Linked DNA regions of Homo sapiens: region 1 is linked to region 2. Evidence: chromatin loops called from intact Hi-C (ENCODE). Cell type or tissue: heart right ventricle. All regions are shown on one strand. Each heading gives the region's core, and the rest is flanking DNA. Links, peaks and the distances in the headings are about the cores only. Region 1 has its middle 8.4 kb from the start of HECW2. Region 2 overlaps HECW2 (HECT, C2 and WW domain containing E3 ubiquitin protein ligase 2).

Evidence for each region. A loop is a pair of places that touch in the nucleus more often than their neighbours do. Peaks named below come from ENCODE experiments on the same cell type or tissue, not always from the same donor. Only the 100,000 strongest peaks of a DNase experiment are listed, where the experiment ranks them.
Region 1: it touches region 2 in a loop (2.5-fold over the local background); 6 of 110 quality-filtered maps call a loop at or near these places.

The regions. Positions count from the first base shown.
Region 1 is chr2:196,596,352-196,607,632 of GRCh38, forward strand. No RefSeq gene overlaps it. Among named protein-coding and RNA genes, the nearest start is that of HECW2, 8.4 kb to the left of the region's middle. In heart right ventricle, for the core only: a CTCF peak has its summit at 5,353; a DNase peak (open chromatin) is centred at 5,290; H3K27ac peaks cover 990 bases.
Region 2 is chr2:196,307,558-196,318,838 of GRCh38, forward strand. It overlaps HECW2 (HECT, C2 and WW domain containing E3 ubiquitin protein ligase 2), which reads right to left. Exons shown (of 29, transcript NM_001348768.2): 9 at 10,995-11,281; 10 at 9,717-9,812; 11 at 378-528. Among named protein-coding and RNA genes, the nearest start is that of HECW2-AS1, 53 kb to the left of the region's middle. RefSeq lists an enhancer at 10,752-11,253. In heart right ventricle, for the core only: a CTCF peak has its summit at 7,340; a DNase peak (open chromatin) is centred at 7,423; H3K27ac peaks cover 1,502 bases.

The sequences.
Region 1 (11,281 bases), core at 1,230-9,229, 290 kb after region 2:
AAAAGCTTCCAAAGTAAGATATTTTAATCTCAAGCGATTTGCAGTGGACTGAATGTTTGTGCTCCCCCAAATTCATGTGTTGAAATCCTAACCCCTAATGTGATGGTATTAGGAGGTGGGGCCTTTGGGAGGTGATGGAATAAATGCCCTTATAAAAGAAACCCAAGAGAGCTCTCTCACCCTCTTTCTGCCTCTTGAGGATACAAAGAAAAGATGGCAGTCTGCAACTGGAAGAGGGCCTTCCCACCCACATCACAACCACACTGGCACCCTGATCTCATTCTTCTGGCGTCCAGAACTGTGAAAAATAAATTTCTGTTGTTCATAAGCCACCCAGTCTAGGATGCTTTGTTATTGCAGCTTGAATTAAGACAAGACTGCTGTCCCTTTTCATTCTAACTTCCGTGTTGTCCTAATTCCCCTTGTTCCGAAAGAAGTGGAGTGATTGTGGACATTTGTGGGGATCTGGCTAAAGGGAAGTTGAATTGGTTAAGTGGAATACATTTATGTGGTCTGTGGGCATTAAAGTTGTGACAGTGATGTCTATTTTGACTGTGCAAAGACAGTCACTTGGGCCCTTCAGTGTTGTGACACAAAGGTAAAGGGATGGAAATTATACCACCAAGTATTAATAACTGCATACTTCAGCACCCAGCACAGAAGTATATGGGTAACGGGGTAAATGATGTTTGAAATGTATGTACGGATTCAGAACTAGAATATGGAAAACCCTCCCACATCTTATTGTTTATATGTGAAATAAATTTAATAGTGATTTTCCTAAATTTTGAAACAATCCTAAAAATATGTTACTTTCCCAATAATGCATTGTGGACTGAAAAGAAACTCCTCTAAACTATCAGTAATAAAAACAAATTTTAGTCAACTTTACTAGTGAAAACACTGGAATATCTATTAACTCTATAGAACATAATGTCACAAAATCATTTTCATATGAAGAATAAATCAAAGAGTATAAAGCCAAAATACGTAGGAAAGACATATCACAGAGGTATGTCAGGCAGTTAATTAATTTAAAGATCGTGGTATTTTTCTGTATTTGGTGATCTAATACTTGTAAGGTTGTTTTGTTGTTGTTGTTGTTGTTGCTGTTTGGTTTTTTTTTTTTGAGATGGAGTGTCACTGTCGCCTAGGCTGGGGTGCAGTGGCGCGGTCTTGGCTCACTGCAACCTCCGCCTCCCAGGTTCAAGCAGTTCTCCTGCCTTAGCCTCCAGAGTAGGTGGGATTACAGGAACCCACCATCACATCTGGCTAATTTCTGTATTTTTAGTAGAGACGGGGTTCAACCATGTTGGCCAGGCTGGTCTCAAACTCCTGACCTCAAGTGATTCACCGGCCTCGGCTTCCCAAAGTGCTGGGATTACAGGCGTGAGTCACCATGCCCAGCCTTATAAGATTTTTTGAATGTGCGAATTGTTGTGATTTTTTTAATTCTGGATATATATTCTTTTCAGTACCTCATTTTGTATGTATAATGTGTATTTTTTTTTTCTTAAAAAGTGTCTTGAATTGGGAGTTCAAGACCAGTCTGGCCAACATGGTGAAAACTGTCTCTACTAAAAATACGAAAAATCAGCTGGGTGTGGTGGCAGGCACCTGTAATCCCAGGTACTCAGGAGGCTGAGGCAGGAGAATTGCTTGAACCTGGGAGGCAGAGGTTGCCGTGAGCCGAGATCATGCCATTGCACTCCAGCCTGGGCAACAAGAGCGAAACTCTGTCTCGAAAAAAGAAAAAAGAAAAGAAGGGAAGGGAAGGAAGGAAAGGGAAGGAAAGGGAGGGGAGGGGGAGGGAAAGGTGGGGGCGAGAGGGGAAAGAGAGGGGAAGGGGGGAAGGGAAGGGGAAGGGAGGAGGGGAAGGGGAGGGGAAGGGGAAGGGGGGAAGGGAAGGGGAGGGTAAGAGGGGAAGGGGGGAAGGGAAGGGGAAGGGAGGAGGGGAAGGGGAGGGGAAGGGGAAGGGGGGAAGGGAAGGGGAGGGTAAGAGGGGAAGGGGGGAAGGGAAGGGGAGGGGAGGAGGGGAAGGGGAGGGGAAGGGGAAGGGGGGAAAGGAAGGGGAGGGGAGGAGGGGAAGGGGAGGGGAAGGGGAGGAGAAGGGGAGGGAAAGGGGAAGGGGAGGGAAAGGGAAGGGGAGAGGAAGGGGAGGGGGAGGGGATGGAGAGAGGAGGGGGAGGGGATGGGGAGAGGGAGGGAAGAAGTGTCCTGAATTGTATAATCATCAGTCTCCACAGAACCTGAATCTGTCCTCAGTGTGACCTAATCTGTGTAGTATTCAAAGAACGGGAGCTTCCAGGCCAGGCACCGTAGCTCACGCCTGTAATCACAGCACTTTGGGAGGCCGAGGCAGGTGGATCACTTGAGGTCAGGAGTTCAAGACCAGCCTAGCCAACGTGGTGGAACCCAGTCTCTTCTAAAAATACAGAAATTAGCCAGATGTGGTGATGGGTGCCTGTAATCCCAGCTACTCCGGAGGCTGAGGTAGGAGAATCTCTTGAACCTGGGAAGCAGAGGATGCAGTGAGCCAAGATCACACCACTGCACTCCAGCCTGGGTGACAAAGTGAGACTCCATCTCAAAAAAAGTGGGAGATTCCAACTGAAGAGGTGACTAACTTAAGCACAATATTGCCTTGAGACAGTCATTTCTGTAGTATTTTATCTGTCAACAATCCTAAGAGAATGAATTAATAGTTACAGCCAGGGAATTTGTAGAATGACCAAAGGATATCCATTTGAATGCCAAAATATATTCTTAGATGTATTATGACTTTTCTGCCTTTTTAAAGAAAGTATACTAAAGATAATTGACTCATTATTTTCATAGTGGCTATGATTTATTTATCATGCTCTAATTCAGGGATACTCTTAGAAGCTTCTATGTAGAAGTGGTCTTGCCCTTAGACTAAATGGCCTCAGGCTTCTATCGGTTTTTTTGTTATTGTGGTACTTTAAGAGTAACTTTTTCTCTAGGACCTCGCATTTTTTTCCTGTCACCGCTCATTTTTTTCCTTTCTTGATAATCTTTCTTATCTCATTCTAATTTCCTGCTTGTGGTTTTATATGGAATTGATAGACTAAATAAATATTAGAACTTTGTCTAAAATGGCTTGTGGGAGGGAGGAGGTTCAGTGGATAATGGACATGAACTTTGGTGCATAAATTTCGTGATATCTATTTTGGTTGCTCAGTATCCTTTCTTTCTGTCTTCCAGTTCTCACTCATTACCAATGATGAGAATCTCTGGGTTCTCCATTTCACATATCCTTTAAGTAAATATTTAATAACCACTTACTAATGAGAAAGGATCTCTTCTAACTATTGAGGATGCAGAGGTGAAGGGAATAGACAAAAATCCCTGCCCTTGTGATGCTGATTTTCTAGTGGGATAGGGAAGCAGAGATCAAATAATAAGCAACATGTGGCAGAGTATCAGTGTTTACAAAATCCATATGCTCTTCTACATTTTCCATCCTCGTTTGCAATTAGGATAGCCATGTGACTACTTCTGGCAAATAGAACTTAAGGAGTTTTGATGGGGCTCACTTGTGGCTGTGAAGATTAAGAATATAGTGTGACTTCTCTCATTCTCTTTGCCTTCACTGGAAACCACAGGGGCCATGTGTTGAAAAGGTATCCTCACAAAATGGAAGGAGACTGGATCCCTGAGCCATCATTTGGTGGGGTCCTGTAATGTGAGCAAGAAAGAAAGTGTTAAGCTACTTAGATGTCACCCACACTCAGAGACTTCACTCATTTGTCTGCCTAAAATGGATATTTGGTGACCAGAAGGCAATATATTGGTCTTTACCAGTAACTATGTCCTTCTATATGTTTCCGAGGCTTCCTTGTGTTAAATGGCAATGTGACTAACTATCCAATGAAATGTGAGCAGAACTAATATGGGTCACATCTGGGCCGAGATGGTGAATTACATAACGTGCCTTCTCTGTCTCCCTTTTCCCCTTCCCTAGAGACCATGAAAGGCCACATTTTGAAAGATAGCAGCACTGCAACATGAAAGTCTGGCTTTCTGAGTTCCACTTGGAAAAGAGCTACCCAAGAGAATAGCTCCACTTACCCCTAGACTTGTTACATGAATAAGAAATAACCATTTCTCATGTTAAATCACTCATATTTAGGAGTTAGTTGTCAGAACTGCTAGTGTTACTGATCCTAAGCACAAATAAATCTAAAAATGTAAATTATGTTCACATAAGTATAAGAAAAGAAGATAGAGATAGAAAGTTTTCAAGGGGTTGGAATATTAGATAGTAAACACCCTCCCTGAGAAGATGACTTTTAAATAAAGACCGGAGAAAAAGAACCAAACAAGCAGTCATGTGGGGGGAGAGCATTCTAAGAAGGAGAAACAGGCCAGGTGCAGTGGCTCATGCCTGTAATGCCAACAGTTTGGGAGAGCAAGATGGGAGGATCATTTGAGTCCAGGGGGCTAGGTGAGGAGATTACTTAACCCTGGGAGGTCCAGGCTGCAGTGTGCTACGATCATGTCACTACTGTACTCCAGCTTGGGGAACAGAAGAAGACTTTCTCAAAAAAAAGAAGAAGGAGAAGGAGAAGAAGGAGGAGAAGGAGAAGGAGAAGGGAAACAGTAAGTACAAAGGTGCTGACTGTATCAGAGATTCTGTCCACCATCACCTTGTTTTTAAGATTCTTTACAGTAGTATTTGCCCATACCAAGTTTCCAAAAAATATATTATTTTTATGAGCTTCATTCATCCATTTATTCAAAAAAGTTAAGTATTCCAGTATTCCAGGGACTAATACAAAGATATGAGTTTAATGTAAATATAGTTATGATTCTGCTGCAAAGGTATTATTACTATTAATACTTATGTTTCATTTTGTTTTGTGTGTATGATTTCATCTTTCCTGCTTGGTAACAAAAACTTTTTTTTAATCTAAAAAAAGAAAGCCAACCTGATAAAATTAGTTGGCTGAAAAAATATAATGGTTAAAGGATTCTATTTAGATTAATTCTCAACTTGTTTAGTTTGGCAAGCCTCAGTCTCCCAGATTTGTCTCCACTCTCAAGCTAGTGGCTGGGAGGAAAGGTGGCAATGGTGGCTTCTGTGATTGCATGACAGCGGCTGGGTTGCTGGATCCAGCTGTCCTCATGGCATCCTTGAGCGTGCCGGCCTGTCATGGGGAGTGGCCATCTGGGTTGCCTGGACTGCAGAAGGTTGACTGGTCCCACCCTGGTGATTCCACTTATAGCAACTGACGCCTGTGGCTGCTGTGACTCACAGTTTGATCTCACAGTTTGATCTCTCAGCTTGCACGGGGCCCTGCATTGCTCCCTAGCGGATTTGACCTCCTCATAGTTGCTGCTGCTGCTGCTGCTGCTGCTGCTGCTATAGCTTCCTCTAACATTTAGTCACATGTGCCATCAATTCCATGGCCTGGGCTCAGTAAATAAAGTTAAACTCAGAGTTTCTCTCTGCCTAACCATGACACTGCACCCCTGAATTTACTTGGCTACAGCTGCTCTCAGGTTGGCAACAGGGCATCCTGTAAGGCAGTCTCCTTCCTAACCCTTAAATATAAGCTGAAGCAAGCGTCCCTGCCCTAACATATCCACTCTTCTGGGCCAAAGCCCAGAAAGGGCATATATTTTGAGGAATACATCTGCCACACGGTGGGCCTCTCCTGTCTGCCTTATCCCATGACCTGCGAGACCTGGAAGAGATGTCTTTGCTTTCACCGCCCCTTCCTGTTTACCTACGACTTCCTCTGGTCAGAAGCAGAGCCTCTGGGCTTCCCAGTGCCTTTATGGCATGTGTTCCCTCCCAAACGCAGCCACACTGCTAAGCCTCCATGGAGGTAAAGATGGGGAAAGAGGTCTGCTAAACAATGAGGGAAACTAAATCAGGAGGTATTTTTAAAATATTACACTCGCATTATTGGCAAAGGGTATTGAACTCAGTAAGTTCACTATATAATTTCTCTTTTGAGGAATTAGTTGCACTATTATTCTAACTTAATTGTGAGGAAATTGAAGCACAGAAAGGATAAGTCATTTACCAGGATCAGCACCAGGTTTTGAACTCCTCGTGCAGTGGTTTTTCTACCATGGGGTATTGTCTCTTGTGTTAAGCTAAGATAGCTTTAAAATTACTTCTTTCCTGAAGACACCTCAAATTAATCTCACTCTCATTCAAATTACTCGCTTGCTCAGATTTCTTTTGCATTTGTTTAAATCGTTTTTTTAAAGTTTCTTACCTTCTTATTGTTTTTATTTGTTAGTATATTTCATGATGCTACTACCCCCTTATAGCATTTTCAGTAATATTTATATAGGAAAATCCCCAAATCACTTTTTGAATGAATATATATCTTCACGACTTCCTGAGATGAGAAGGCAAAATAAACAAACATATAGAAAGAGATCCCTGAGAGGATAATACTTTGGTTATTATCCTCTAATATTTGGTTACCATCTATAACAATATGGGTGAATCTCTTAAGCATAATTATGCATCTAAGAAATATCAGCTGGGCAAGATGGCTTATACCTGTAATTCCAGCAATTTGGGAGGCTGAGGTCACATGAGGTCATGAGTTCGAGACCAGCCTGGCCAACATGGTGAAACCGCGTCTCTACTAAAAATACAAAATTAGCCAGGCGTGTGGCGGTGGGTGCCTGAATCGCAGCTACTCAGGAGGCAGAGGCAGGAGAATTGCTTGAACCTGGGAGGTGGAGGTTGCAGTGAGCCGAGATCGTGCCACTGCACTCCAGCTTGGGTGACAGAGCAAGAGTCTGTCTAAAAAATATATATATATGTGTGTGTGTGTGTGTGTGTGTGTATGTGTGTGTATATGTGTATATATGTGTATGTATGTACATATGTGTATATATGTATATATGTGTATATATACATATAGTGAATGCTTTAAAAAATCCAAAATGTATAATATAATTTACCTATTTTTTCTTGTTTATAGAAAAATATATCAGATCAACTCAGCAATTCCCCTTGGCTCCAAATTCTAACCTAAAACTTGATTCTGTTTGTTGAGAAGAAGACTGGGTGATGCTACAGTTTTTGGCCAAAGGAAAGACCTTTCCCAGAAGCTGTATCATTACTGAAACTTGGGCCAAGGAGTCTATGTTGTGATTTAGGACACAGAGGTGACAGCTGATGCAGCAATTAATCTAAGGAGAGCTAAATTGAAACAGAAACATAGAAAATACATTGCTAAATTTAAAGTGTGAGGTCCTAGAAAAATCATATAAAATTAAGAATTTTAATTATGGTGTCATTTTTAGTGTTATTCTTTACCTATGTCCTGTGCCAATGTTATACTACACAAAACTTATCCTTTGGCACTGGTTGTCTCTTATGCCAAGCCAATTCTCTGGGACCCATGTTCTACCCTTCCCTGCCCTTCTTTGAGTCCTGAAAGGCTGACACTATGGACTGCACAACAGGCTCTCTTGCCCTCTGGAACTGGGGGAGGTTGGAGAGGAGGGAGAGAGAAAACTGAGAGTGGCCGGGCGCGGTGGCTCATGTCTGTAATCCCAGCACTTTGGGAGGCCGAGGCGGGCAGAACGCAAGGTCAAGAGATGGAGACCATCCTGGCCAACATGGTGAAACCCTGTCTCTACTAAAAATACAAAAATCAGCTGGGCATTGTGGCACGCACCCGTAGTGCCAGCTACTTGGGAGGCTGACGCAGGAGAATCACTTGAACCCAGAAGGCAGAGGTTGTGGTGAGCTGAGATCGTGCCACTGCACTCCAGCCTGGGCAACAGAGTGAGCTTCTGTCTCAAAAAAAAAAAAAAAAGAAAGAAAGAAAGAAAGAAAAGAAAAGTGAGAGTGATTTTTTCCTCCCCAACTTCCTCCTCGACTTGGTGATGCAGGTCCAGCATCCCTCCTGTCAGTCCATGCCCCTTCCACTGCCCCAGCCCTCTCTGGACTCCAGGGACATCCTTGCCTTCCCTCCTCCCTTTGTGCCTATGAATAGTAGCAGCATCCCAGTGTTGCAGATCCCTGGGTGCTTCAACATTCCTTGTTAGTTTTCTTAACCCTGCCCAAGCCTCTGCGAATAGATGTTTCATGACATTATGTACAACATCCCAGCTCAACATGCCTTCTATTTTCTGCTGAGCTTTTGACAGACATTCTTTTTCAGGATATTTACACTCCAAGAAATGATAGATTCAGACACAGTTAGAAGTACATTTAGAGTAGACAGTCTTTACAGTTCAGATTAATAGAGTTTGAGTCAATACAAACCAAATCAATTGCCATCAGGTCATTTGAGACCTAGCTTCATTGAGAATTTTTACTTACATTTTGAAGGTTCAAAAATTTTAATTTTATCAATTTACCTGGAGATAATGGAACCATAGGGAATCTATTTATGTCAAACAAACCCATAGGACACTGAGTGATAATTCCAAAATTCAATTTATTAACTTGCAGAAGAAAATCTCTGGCATCAAAACTATTAGGCCATCCACCCAGGGTTCTCCCTTCTGGTGGGTAATACTGTTTAGAATCTGAAATAACAGATCAGATGTTTGTATCGTGTTGAGCACAGAGTTAGAACTAGAGGCGCTGGATATTTTTAAGGGAGTTTCCCATGAATTTATGTTGACATATGAATTGCTGTTATATACACAAGTATATGCCTACATTTAAAAAACAAAAAACAAAAGCAAACACAGTACCTACAGGGAACACTATACAGTAATAGGGATAAACAAATTATAACTACATACCAATACGTCTTGACTTATGATGGGGTTACATTCCAATAAAACCATTGTAAGTTGAAAGTGGGTTTTGACTTACAATATTTTCAACTTACAACAAGTTTATCCAGATATAACTGCATCATAAGTTGAGGTACATACTGAATGCATGTTGCTTTTGCACCATGGTAAAGTGGAAAAATAATAAGTAGAACCATTGTTAAGTCAAGGTCTGTACAACCATTGTCTGAAACAATATGGTTGAATCTCCCAAGCGTAATGTTGAGCGAAAAAAGACACAAAAAAGCATATATTGTATGGTCAGGATAGCAATTACCTTGGGTGGGGAGGTTATGATTGAAAGAGAACCATGAGAGGGGATTCTGGGAAGCTGGTGATGTTACCTTATATAATCTTGGTGCTAGTTATACAGGTAGATTCATTTGTGAAACTTTATTGAGCCGTACATTTACAATAGGGGCTTACCTTTTGTATTTATATTGGAAGCCAATGAAAAATTTTTAAAAATTACCAGTACCACTTTTAGAACCAAAGCTTGCTCTCTTTCGGAAAATGCTATAGACCTACTGACAAACTACCACCCAACTTCTCCAAGGGGATACTCATTGATAGTACTAAACGCTTCTTCCGTGACATTATTTCAAGTAATAACATCCAGTGTTACAACTATTTTACATTAGCCTCTTATCATTTTCGGATATCTTCCAGATGAAACATAACACTTTTCTGGATGATAACACTCTTTTCCCATTCACAAAAATGCTTAGAAATCATTTCCTAAGCTTGGCTATTTCTGGAGAGTCCCATTGATGTGTTTCAATTTTTAATCTCATTATTTATATGTTTATATGTCTTCTTGATACATAAGAGCAGTGATTTGTAACCAGATGTGTGCCTTGGAATCACCACACACACTGAATCAAAGCCTCTATACTTAGAGTCTCTGCTGTGCTCTGAATGTTTGGGTCCCTCCAAAATTCCTACATTAAAACCTAATGCCTAGTGTGATAGTGTTAGGTGGTGGGGCCTTTGGAAGGTGATTAGGTAATGATGGAAGAGCCCTCATAAATGAAATCGGTACCCTTATTTAAAAAAAAAAAAAAAGCCCAGGTATCTTGTTTGCCTCTTTCACCATGCAAAGACACAGCTAGAAGATACCATTTATGAACCAGGAAATGGGTCCTTACCGGATACCAGCTCTGCTGGGGATGGGATCTTGGACTTCTCAGCCTCCAGAACTGTGAGAAATAAATTTCTGTTGTTTATAAGCTACCCAGTTTATGGTATTTTGTTATAGCAGCCCAAACAGACTAAGACAGTCTCCTCCCACTTTCTTGTCATACATATTTTGAGAATATGTCCCAGGTGAATTGTAACTTCCATAGTTAAAAACCATGCTCCTATGTGAACAGATATTTATATGCCAATGTTCACAGCAGCATTATTCATAACAGCCAAAAGGTGGAAACAACACAAATGTCCATCAACAGTGGAATGGACAAATAAAATGTGGCATGTACCTACAAAGGAATATTATTTATCCTAAAAAGGAAGGAAATCTTGACTCATGCTACGATATTAGTCCAAGTGAAATAAGCCAGACACAACAGGAAAAATATTGTATGATTCTATTTATATGAGATACCTAGAGTAGCCAAATTTATAGAAACAGAAAGTATAATTGTGGTTGCTAAGATCTTGCGGGGGGCACGGAAGTGGAGTTGTTGCTTAATGAATACAGAGATTTGTTTTGGAAAGGTGAAAAAGTTCTGGAGCTGAATGGTGGTGATGGTTGCAAAACAATGTGAATGTACTTAATGCCACTGAACTTTGTATTTTAAAAAAGATGGTTAAACTTGTTAATTTTATTTTATAAAAATAAAATTATGCACACACAATACTATTTTCCTGTAGTCTTATTTAGCTGACTTTATACCAAAATAAGCTAAGGGGGTCACACTATTGGAGGAAAATCATCAAATCAGGCCTGAGGGACATCTAAGAAACTACCACGGTGCCAGCAGCTCCCCATTTGAAAGCCAGCATTTTTCTCAGCTTTGCATATGGACAGAGATCTGCACCATGGCCGCTTTGGTTTTTGTTTATTTTGTCTGGCTGTTGACTTGTGGGACCAAATATTGTGTGCTCAGCCTACTGGCTACATCTGGTTCCTTTAGCTTGTTGATTAAAAGCAGCCTCTTATCTCAATGAACTCCTTAGGAAGCTAAGCCCTATCTGGCAACGGTTGCCATGCCAGAGGGACTTTGTTTAAACATCATTCAAGAAATGAAACTAATGAGCATTAAAGAAACCTCACAATAATGAATTTCTTTTCACTTTGCCTTAACTCTTTTAAAGAAAATATTGTTTTTCTCTGAGCATAATATAATTATTTTTAGTAATGAATAGTTTATTATTTTACGCATTTGATTCTTTTCATTTAGTTTATTTATAACAAGTTTTGTCTTACCACTCAGCTGTCAAAAGACACAGGAAAACCTTCCTGGCCTTCCCATTTAGGGGAAGA
Region 2 (11,281 bases), core at 3,074-11,073:
CTCATCTAAAAAGCTTAGGTTGATAATAATGAGAAGCCACAAATAAAGATTCTAGAGACTAGAAAAGATGTTTGGCTTTAAATAACAAATGTATATGTTCTGCTTTAGTAAACATCAATGCTTGGGCTGACTAAAGGGGTCACATTTATTTATTTGTTCTCTAGTTTCCAAACAAGGTATATATGTGGGTGAGTATTATTATTTTTTTTTAATCAAGAGAAGTCCAATTGAAGTCTGGGAATCAAAAGCGGTAACAGCTACACTTTAACGACAGGACACACAAAGATCAAAGAGACAACCATGTCTTCTACTTTGTGCCAAGTAAAAATTAGCCCAACCACAAAATACAACAGTCACAGCAAAATGTTCATCCTCACCGCCGGTTCAGCTGCTCCATTTGCTGTATGGAGTTAGATCTCTGCAGCACCTGCGGGGCTGGGGGAGCTGTCGGTCGCTGCCACGTCGTGGTTCTGTTTACGTGATCCACGTAGAAGATCCTGCCGTGGCTGTCAATGCGTGCCTCCCAGTCTAAATGGCAGTGAGGCACCGAAAGGAATTAGGAGGAGGAGCTGAGATGATTAATAGGGTTCATTAAGTTTGGCATGTGTTTTCTTTCTCTGACATGCTATAATCTGAGACTAATAACATACATCTCACTGCACTATCCCATACTTCTCCCCAGTTCACTCCAGAATCTGTTGTGACTGATTATTTAGCCTATCCTGTGCATATAATACCAGTCCCTTAAATAATCTTTAAATGTAGAGAATCTTTCCAAATTTGCCCACAGTGCTCACCCTTCACGTATGAGCCCCAGCATTTTAAAAATATATGTAGTTGGTTTCATAACACTTCAGATATTCACGTCAAAATGGGTATTGATGTTTATTTTCACCAAAAAAACCTGATTTCTCCATGTCTTTTCTAGCTTCAATGAAAGCCTCATAGCTGGAGACTTCCACACGCATATTCATGCACAATTGTAGTAAATTTAGTCCTCAGAAAAAAATAACTAAAATAACTATGCTCGCCTAGTGATGAAACAGTATCATTATCTACAAACTTCTATTTGCACTTTTCCAAAGATGACTACATTTTCAGAGCAAGTGCAATTTCTTGCTTCCCAACCTCAAATAAACATAACGTTTTAAAAGATTAATTTTATTTTTAAGTGTGTTAAATCTTTCTAGAGAGATATACAAGTGAATGTTCAGAAGGCAGATTGGTCTTCAGAGTCAGACACCCCACCTTTGTGACTCTCTAAAAGGCCATTCACCTACTGAAATCCACAGAGCATGAGCTGATCTTTTCAAAAGGCAAAATTTTGAAACTTATTACAAGTGTGAAGGGTAATTTGCACAGGAAACATGAAAACAGCAGAAATCTATTCTTTAACCAGGAAAATTCTTTGTGCATTTATATTTTTGTGTAAGTTATTTTTTGAAATTAATAAGCATTTTTCTCCTGACACATTCAACTATCCCAAAACTGTCCATGTGATCACATGCTTATCAACAGACACAGTGGGGCTAATCCTGGAGACCAGAAGGAGGGCATATTTTCTCCTGACCACCTATGGCATTTGCTCTGTAAGGGAACAGGGTAAGTATCCCAACAGAGTCCTTAGGGTTGGAAAGACCTGCATGGTAGAGCTCAGCCTGCACCAGACCATTGCTGAAGGCCATCACCTCAGCTAGGAGCAGAAAGACATCTTTTGTTGATCTCAGCACATTGTAATTTATGACAAATGGCAAAAGAAAGAGGAATTGGGCTGAACAAAAGCACCACACAGACAGCAAACAACTCAATGCCATTCATGTTCCAAGGTAACACAGACTCTACCATGAAACACCCTGCCAAATCTGAATTCTTTGGGCACTGCAGTCCCATCAATAAGACATTTTCAAAAGACCTCACGCCCAGCCTGTTGATATGCTCACAAATAGCAAGTACATTAAAGCATCTTCAGGAACCATTTTTCAAAACACTTTGATTTATTTCACTGTTTTGCTCTGCTCCTTGCATGCTTTTCCATCTCAAAAGATTTTGGGAACCAATTACCCCATCTCATTCCTTTCTCATCGGAGTCAGGGTAATTCAGGCACATAGACATCAAATCAAATACACATGAAAAGAAATGACCAATTCTTCTCCAAAGAATGTTTACAGTAGTCCCAATTTTAAAAATGTAGAATAGGTCAATTCAGGATAAAAAAATAGAGACCAACTAGACCAGCTAAAGGAAACAGAGAGAGAAGATGCTGCCAAACTCCCAAGATTAGATTATTACTAAAATTTGGCTCTTAATTTTCTGGCAGTTATGGCAGAAAAGAAAACATATTGTTGCATACTTTCCATTTTCTGACAAAAACAGTGAAAGAAATTCTCAAAGATGGAATTTTTTCCTGGAACTAACAAAGTAGGAATTTACCAAGTGAAATATGACTATGGCTTGCTTGAGGTCTATATGTATAGCAAAATGGCTAGGTGGAAGAGAGAACAGCCAAATTAATGTGTCTTGCACATAGCATGTAATAAATGAAAAAATAATTTAAAATGACACAAAGCCACAAAAAAGAATGATTCTTGTATTCATCTTCTACAAAGGCCAGTAATAGCCTTAATTTATAGTTCAATAAAGACCTTTCAATGTGCAATGGGGAGAATAAGAAAACAAGGACCAAAAATTTGCTTTCTAAGGTCATGGAACACTGAACACATATTAAAATTATCCCTATCAAATACTGTATCTTCACACTGATGTAATTACTCAAGACCCCATAAAGACAAATTCTATAGTGCCAATTTCAAGTGAATGCTTGGCTCTGAATCAGGAAGGGCTGTTATGCTATTGGTTTATCCATGAACTACATATCCACTTCTACCCACGCTGTCAATATCATTCTACCCAGGCAAAGGCAGCAGAGGTGCCTGCAGGAAGGTTAGCTCTCTGTTGTATCTATCAAAGTTACTTTGCTGGGTACAACTGCTCCAACATCTTATATGTCTTTATATTGGGCCTGGTTTGTTTTTGGTATAAGAAAGCATATGAAAACTCATTTCATAGCATCAAAGTTTCTTTCAGATAGACAATGCTAAAATGAGATAGGCAGAGTTAGAAGGCTGAGGACTTAACATTTACTTCCTTGTCTTGCCACATTGTCAAATATGTTATATAATCAGGGTGCAGTGAAAACGAGAGCAACGATTTTGTGTGTGTGTGTGTGTGTGTTTTGCACTGAATTGGGAGGTAGAAGGCCTGATTTCTGGCTGTGGCTTGACACACTTTCACTACAAGACCTTAAAAAAAGTCACTACACCCCTATGAATCACAGTTTTGAAAAATTAGAGGACACAATCAAACAATTGCAAAGGTCTCTTCCAGTTCTAGTATTCTAGGAATCTATAAAATTATGCCCATTTTATTATATTAAGTTCAGCAAGAACCTAGTAACATTTTATGTCTAGGCTAGCCTTACAGGGCCAGGAGATTTGAGTCCCTGAGGGACAGGGCTCCACAAACACCTGACAATCCTATTTTAGCCATGACAGCTCCAATGTTATTGCTGTGTATATTGGTGTTCCACATAATATTTCATTTGCATAAATAGCTTCATGACAATAATAAGGTTTGAAAACTATTACCTACAGAAATGTTTCTCAAGGTAGGTGGACTCTGACAACATGTGCCAGAATCACTTTGAGGATCAATAAAAATGCAGATTCCTATGATGCACCCCAGGTCTTCAGAATCAGACTATCTGAAGCTAGGGCTCAGTTATCTACACTTTTAACAACCTTCTCGGCTTATTCCTAGACACACTAAAATTTGAGCAACACTGACACAAATTAATAAGAACTTAAAACAGTAGCTAGTTTGCTGAACAAACCCATGAGGCAAATGCTAGATTTCTCAGAGACCATGAAATGGGGGCTCACAAGAAACTAAACCTCAGCGGCCGGGTGCGGTGGCTCACACCTGTAATCCCAGCACTTTGGGAGGGCAAGGCGGGCAGATCACCTGAGGCCAGGAGTTTGAGACCAGCCTGGCCAACTAGGTGAAACTCTGTCTCTACTAAAAATACAAAATTCAGCCAGGGGTGGTGGTGCATGCCTGTAATCCCAGCTACTCAGGAGGCTGAGACAGGAGAATCACTTGAACCCAGGAGGCAGAGGCTGTAGTGAGCTGAGATCACGCCACTGCACTCCAGCCTGGGTAACAGAGTTGGATTCCATCTCAAAACAACAACAACAACAAACAAACAAAACCCTAAACCTTGCCTAAAATCCAGGTGCAAGTAGACTCTTAGACACCCTAAGACTTAAATATAAATAGGCGCTTTTCAGTGGCTGGACATGAAGGGAAAGTCGGAGAATTAGAAAGTGGGTAAAACTACTCCAAGGTTACTGTCACAGCACTGGTCTCCTCAGCAGGGAACAGAGGCAGGTAGAACGTAAGGTCTTCAGAGTTTACAGTTTTTAAAATCAACATATGTGGGAAGGGCGCAGGGTTGTTTCTGTGATCCCTCTGCTCATCTCATCATCCTTTCCCACTCCCTTCAAATCAGACCTCGGTCTCCACTGGACCACTTGGCTTATGATCGGATGAGGTGTGAATACATCTCAGTGGATGCTGATATTGAGAAGTTAACAACTAAACAGCATGAATTACAACGTATCAGGGATGGGTGGGGGGGTGCTATGGGTAGGGTTTTGAATTGGTTATCATTGGATTTAGTAAAATCAAGCACCTGATTGTTGTGAAATAAATGTATAAATCCACTATAAAAAACTATAATAACCACAGGTATCATCACCAAAATGGCGAGATGATTAAGTTCTAATGAACTAAAGGTACTTTCAAGGAAAATTATAAGCTTTGTGATAAATGACAGATGACAGTGTTTAAAAATATTTTTTTCTTATTTGAACACTCAAGGAAGTAAAATTCCATTTGTATAAAGTACAAAAGTAGGCTAAACTTATCTATGACTTTAGGAATCAGGACGGTAGGTCCATTTCCCCATACGGAGTTGCGGTCAGTGATTGAAAGGGGGTACAAAGGGGACTTCTAGAATGCTGATGGCGTGGCCTGCCATGTATGTTTAGTAGAAAGAATTCGGGAGGCCATATGTGCTCTTTTCTGCTATTTTATTTGAACAAAAAGTTTTTTAAAAAGTCAAGTAGTTGCATATTTGGCACTTTAATCTTCAATTTTTAATAAGGTAGCTTTTTAGTTTAAAAGTATCCATTTTTTCCTCAAAACAAAGTTGTAACCTTAGAGAATAAGAGTCCCTAACCCTAAACATAGTAGAAATTCTAAGTTTAGATTAATTATACTTTTCAGATTCACTGCATGGTTTTAGGCCTTCATTTTAAAAAATACTTTAATAATGAAAGTATACAACCACAAAAATGATAAATGTTCCCCCATAGTTTGAACCCCTCACATAAGTAATAGACGAGTCCTAACAATATGCAACATCCTGGGATCCTATCAGAGTCCACTAACCCAGACTGTTCATCTTGAATCTAGGCCTATTCCTAGAAAAACTACCATTTTGGGGGAAAAACGTTTATACAACAATTCCATATTGTCTCCAATGCAGCAATGGGTTAAGTCACAATTACACTGGAATCAATAAGAGAAAAAGAAAATAGTTTTTCAGAGGGGCTGGGCTGGCGATTGTTTTTTCACTCATCTTAATGCTAAAAAGACCAACATTTGTCACACCGATAATATTTTAGAGGGCTTTAGCCCTCAACTACCTCTAGCTGACAGGACCATCAGTAACATCAGAATGAGAAGATACAGAAAATTCTTAAGGCATTCTGGGCATAATTGAGTCCAAGCTACTTCCCTGGGAGGCTCTCAACAGTGTCATGCTGACTCCAAGGCCTGGAACTTTCTTATTTTTTACGAATCATTAGAATATCTCTCAACCAGAGCTGGAGTTACACAAGCCACCAAGGCCACAGTGCACTCTGTGTGGTCTAAGGCAAGAGTAAGATTTTGAGAACCAATTGGTAGATCACCATCACCACTGATCAAACTTAGTACTAAGTCCAAGATCTGTTCCCTTCTTGAGATGGGAGAAATAAGAATGAAAAAAGAAGAAAGCAAACAAGTAAATCCCTGAAAATATGATGAAAAGGTGCTAAAATAACAAGAACAACAATAATAATGATAAAGAGAAAGAAAAAAGAATCAAAGCCAGACACAGTGGCTCGCACCTATAATCCCAGCACTTTGGGAGGCCAAGGTGGGAGGATTGCTTGAGGCCAGGAGTTCAAGGCCAGCCCTGGCAACATAGTTAGACCCCTGTCTCTACAAAAAATAAAAACACAAAAAAACCAGCCAGGCATGATCATGCTTGCCTATAGTCCCAGCTACTCAGGAGGCCGAGGCAGGAGCTTCACTTGAGCCCAGGAGTTTGAGGCCGCAGTGCACCATGATCATGCCACATGGTGGCCATCAAAGCTCAAACTACACTGCTTCAGTAGCTTGTCCCTAGGGTAGAAAGAGAGTGACCTGCACAGAGAGGAAAGGTGCTGCTGGGTCTAATACAGATGCTGAATAGAGCACATCTATCTGGACCACATGATGTTGGCTCAAACCCCTGCAGCCACTTCCCTAATAGGTGAGGGGCCTCCTTGGGGAGGGCCTCTTTGCATAACTCTATCCCAGAAGAAGAGAAAGCTGAGCACCTTTTGAGTCTTCCTGGTGGGTCTGACCTCAAAGCACTGCAATATATTGAAGTTTCAGTGAAACCCCCAAACCCTCTGATGTGAGGCATTGGTGGTGCCCAATAAATAACATATCACCGTGTAAGCCACCCTCTGCCTCAAACCAGACTTTCAGAATTTACATTCATCTACCCACACAATAGGCCCTTCCCTTCCAATCTCAGATCAGAATACCTGATAGAGGAGAGGGAATATTTGAGACTCTGTGTCAACTTTTACTTGCATGAAATCTTAAACAAATTACTTAATTTATCTGGGCTTCAGTTTCTGCAACTATAAAATAAAAGAATCAGATTAGCTGACTTCTGTGCAACAACCTATTAATTACAGACAAGACCTGCTTCACCTACCTCACAAAATTATTGAAAGAACAAAAAATAAAGGAAAGCATGCAAAAGTGTGCTTTGTAAAGTGTAAATCACCGCAAAAATGAAGTTATAATAACTAACAGTGTTAAAAATCACAACTGTTAGCCTTAAAATTCAATCAGGTCATTTAAGAGATGGGCCAATCTGCACGATCCAGCCAGACACCCCAAGCTGAGCCCAGAAGCCACAAGACACCACAGAGTGTAGATGCCACAGCTGTAAGTCAGACGCATGACCAGAGGTGGTAGCAAAGTTGTCCAGTTAGAAAAGGAGGGCAGGGATCCAGCTGAGGTGAGGACAGACAAGTAGCAAGGGCAGCCAAGCGATTAACACTGTCACAAGGATGAGACACACATGGGAATGGGAGACAGAGCTGAACAGCAATCAGGTATGCTCAGATCACAATCCAAAACCTATCCATGAGAATACACATCCCCAGATTTGCAAGTTGCTTGGTCCTACAGCACGAGTGTATGAGTGTGTGTGTGTGTGTGTGTGTGTGTGTGTGTGTGTGTGTGCATAACTTATATTTTTAGAGGGAGGCATCTTCACTTCTGAGTTTTTAAAATATAAAAATTCTGTTTATATTTTACAAAAAAAAGTTATTTACCAAGTATTAAATAAATTAGCACAGATAAGTGTTTCTTAGAGTGCACACTGTTGAATTTTGGGTGGGACAATTCTTAGTTGTATCAGACTGTCTCCCCATTGCAGGATGTTTGATACACTGGCCCCCCACCCACTAAATGCCAGTAGCACCCTTCAACCACTGTTATACTGAAAGGCCACCCCACCTCAACTCTAAACATCGTGTAGTGGGAGGCACCCCCTGCCATCACTGAAAACCTCTGAATAAGAGGGAACACTTCTTAAGAATTTTTCTCCTGTTTGTCAGTCACTGATTAAATACCATGAGTCACTAAGTTGCCTTTACTTTTGCAAATACATCAACTCATTAAAAGGAACTGCCAATTGTAAAAAAAATTTCCCAAGATGTATCTACGGGTGTAATGCAAACACCAATATTTAAACAATACATTGAGATGTCACAAACATCTTATGTCATTTATGAATTATGGTCATAATTTCAGCAGGAAAGTATCTGTCTTTATTAAATACAATCAGGAGACCAAACTTGTATACAGCAAAAATTACAGCAATTGGATGTGGCTAGGAAGACGTGATTTATCAACACACTTCTGCAATGCTCCTGTCCAACCCTCTGAAACTCTAAATGACTATTAATCTGTATATACATAAAAATAAAGCTCTCCCAGAACTCTCTCCTAGTGTTCTGAATTTGTTTTGCTCCAATTATACCTAAATATCTTCCAGAAACATTTTCCTTTTTTGACTCATCTTTTCTCTAAAGGTTTACCAATTGTTTTATCAATAAGGAAGTTTTCTGTGGCCCTCTCGGGTCCCTGGGCCCCTCTACCTGCTTAAGATGATACAAGGTTAATTAATCTCTCAGTCCATTTTATTTTAAACTGCTTAAAATATGTTTGTTATGAGTCACGGCCCTTAGTTATCCAAATAAACAAACAAGGGAAAGATCTGTGCCCAAAAGAATTTCAAAAGGATTAAGCTGATATTTTGATAAACTCTTCATAGTACCATTCAGCTCTTTTGTCACTACTTGCCAGACTAATCACTCAGAATTGTAACCCTTTAAACGCGTCCCCTCCCTTCTTTATGTTCCACCATTTTTAAAACAGAGGAACCAAAGCATCAGCCTGTTGTCATGGTCACATATAAGATGGGTAAGTGGAGGGGGTGAGCAAGAAGGGAAAGCGGTAAGGCAAAAGGGTATACCTTCCAGTGTTTTTTTTAAAGCAATGTTTACCAGGCTTTATCAATATTCATCAAAATGCATTGCTCTCATAGAGCTACATCTCTTTAAAGGACTGTCGAAATTTAAATAGAGTTTACACTTCATTTGGATTATGATTGGCTAAGGGTATCACTCATACCTTTGAATACAGATTATGTAACTATATCCCAGCATCCCTAATCCTCCACCATTTCTCCTTAAGTGCTAAGTGTTTTCTGAAAGTGAAATAAATGAAATGTCTTTCAAGTCCCCAGCTAATTGTCCTATCCCAAATAACTAGTAGACTAATTTCTGAAATTAACAATACTTCTCGCATATCCCTAAGAAAAAAAATCAGAACCTTGTGCTTAATGATTTTAAATGCTGTAAGTGAACAAAAAGGCAGTATATTACATAGAGTGAGGTTTTTCTAAGAGAGTGTACCAATTTGTCTATTAGCTGAAAGAACATTCATGCTGTGGTTAGGCATAATTTAAAACAATTCTATTATGCACCCAATTTCCCAAAATATCTGGATCTACCTCCATTATTATTTACCCCATGGGCAACACAGGATTTACAGCTGCCCTTTCTTTCAGCATAATGGTGCCAGAGAAGAGTCATTGGCCTAGCACGTCCCGGACTACACCTGCTATGTCAAGTGGCAACCCCCAGATTCCTTCCGCTTGAAGACCATGTATCCATCTTTTGAGACTCATGGGAATGGGTCTGCCTGTCACCTTTCACCGTTTGATTAAGGTGGGCCCTTTTAACTAACAGGTCCTCACTTGGTGGGAGAGCCTCGTCCACCCTCTGGTACCGGCTAACATCCTGGCGCACTGAAGGTAGTGATCGCAGTGGCTGGTGGCCGTTGGCTTGAGAACCTAGGATTAAAGGTAGAAAGTTACCAGGTATTGTTTTCTCTTTCAGTATCAAAACAGACTCTATACAAAAAACCTAACATAATTCCCAAGGCTAGTTTCTTTTCTCTGTTTAGTCTCATTTCCCATATGAGGACCTAGAAACAAAAGAAGAGAATAGGAGGTGAATGCTTAGAAGAGGGCTTCCTGAAGAAATGTCCTCTGCATGTATCCCCCGCTCCTGCAGCTTCCCCTGCCTCATCCCTCACCCATAACGGCCTCTGTCCTGGTCATGCGCTAATGCTTTAGGGTCACATGGTGGCTACAATATAATGAAGGAAACAAAATTTAAAAAAAAAAAGGAGGAGGAAGAAAAGAAGGGGATCATGTAGGTAGAAAAATACATTACAGAAAAAGAAAATCATTCCTATTTCTGAGTTATGCCAGCCAGACATATGAAATTGCTCTTTGATTTTTAATGCATCCTTACAGGGCATATTAAAGGAATCATTCTAGAGAGCTGCATTCACTGAGCGTAATACAAATTTCAGGTGTAAATTTGTGTCCTTGGATACAAAAACAGCTTATTCTCCAAGTCAGAAGACATCACCTAACTTAGTTGACATTCCTAAATTGTAGAAGACAAAAACACTACCTTTGATGCATAGCATACATTAATCTTCCACTGTGAAATTTTAGAAAGGAAGAGTGGCTAGGTGTTTCTCATAACCTTTGCAGATTACACTAAGGTTGAAGCTGCCAGCCTGTTTGGTTGTGTATCTACAAACCCCGGTTCCAATAGAGACCCATTATTTAAGTTTGAAGATTGCTGTTTAACAGGCCTGTTACTTCAGCAGCAGAAGAGCCATTTTTTAAAAGAGCACTGAATTTGAACTCAAGCCCATCTGGATGCAAACCATGCTGCCTTCTTCCTAGCTATGTGATTAAGTCCCAAGGTCTCCCCGCTCAGAAACAGGAGGCCTAATCTAGAGGAAGGGTTTCAGCTGCCCACTCATTTGTTACCTGTTTCCTTCTCTTCCTGGCCCTGTTTTCAATCTTGCCTCTCTTCTTGCCTGCTGAACCTCAAGGTGAGGAATTCAGGTCATATGTAACCTGCAGCCTTATTTACATTGAGGGGAAAACTACAGAACTTCTCTCTGCACAGCTACGCTCGAGCCAAGAGCCACAGTGGTGTCCATATCCTACCTCCAGTAGCGCCCTCCTCCTGGGCAGTTGCCCCTTCACAGGTGCCTTGGGCCTCCCCAGCACTGCCTTCTTCTTGCGGTGGGCTCTCGGCAGCAGCTGCAGCTCCCTCCAGGCTCCCCCTCCGCTGCCAGACCTCCCCCAGCTCCTCCTGGTCAGGTACAGTGGCCGATTCTGCCCCTGGCCCTTCATCCTCCCCACTGGGCACCTGTACCACAGGTAAAGAACCAGCAGTGCACACGGATTCCTGCGACCCTTCGGCAGGGCCACTGCTGGTGGGCTCTGCTGCA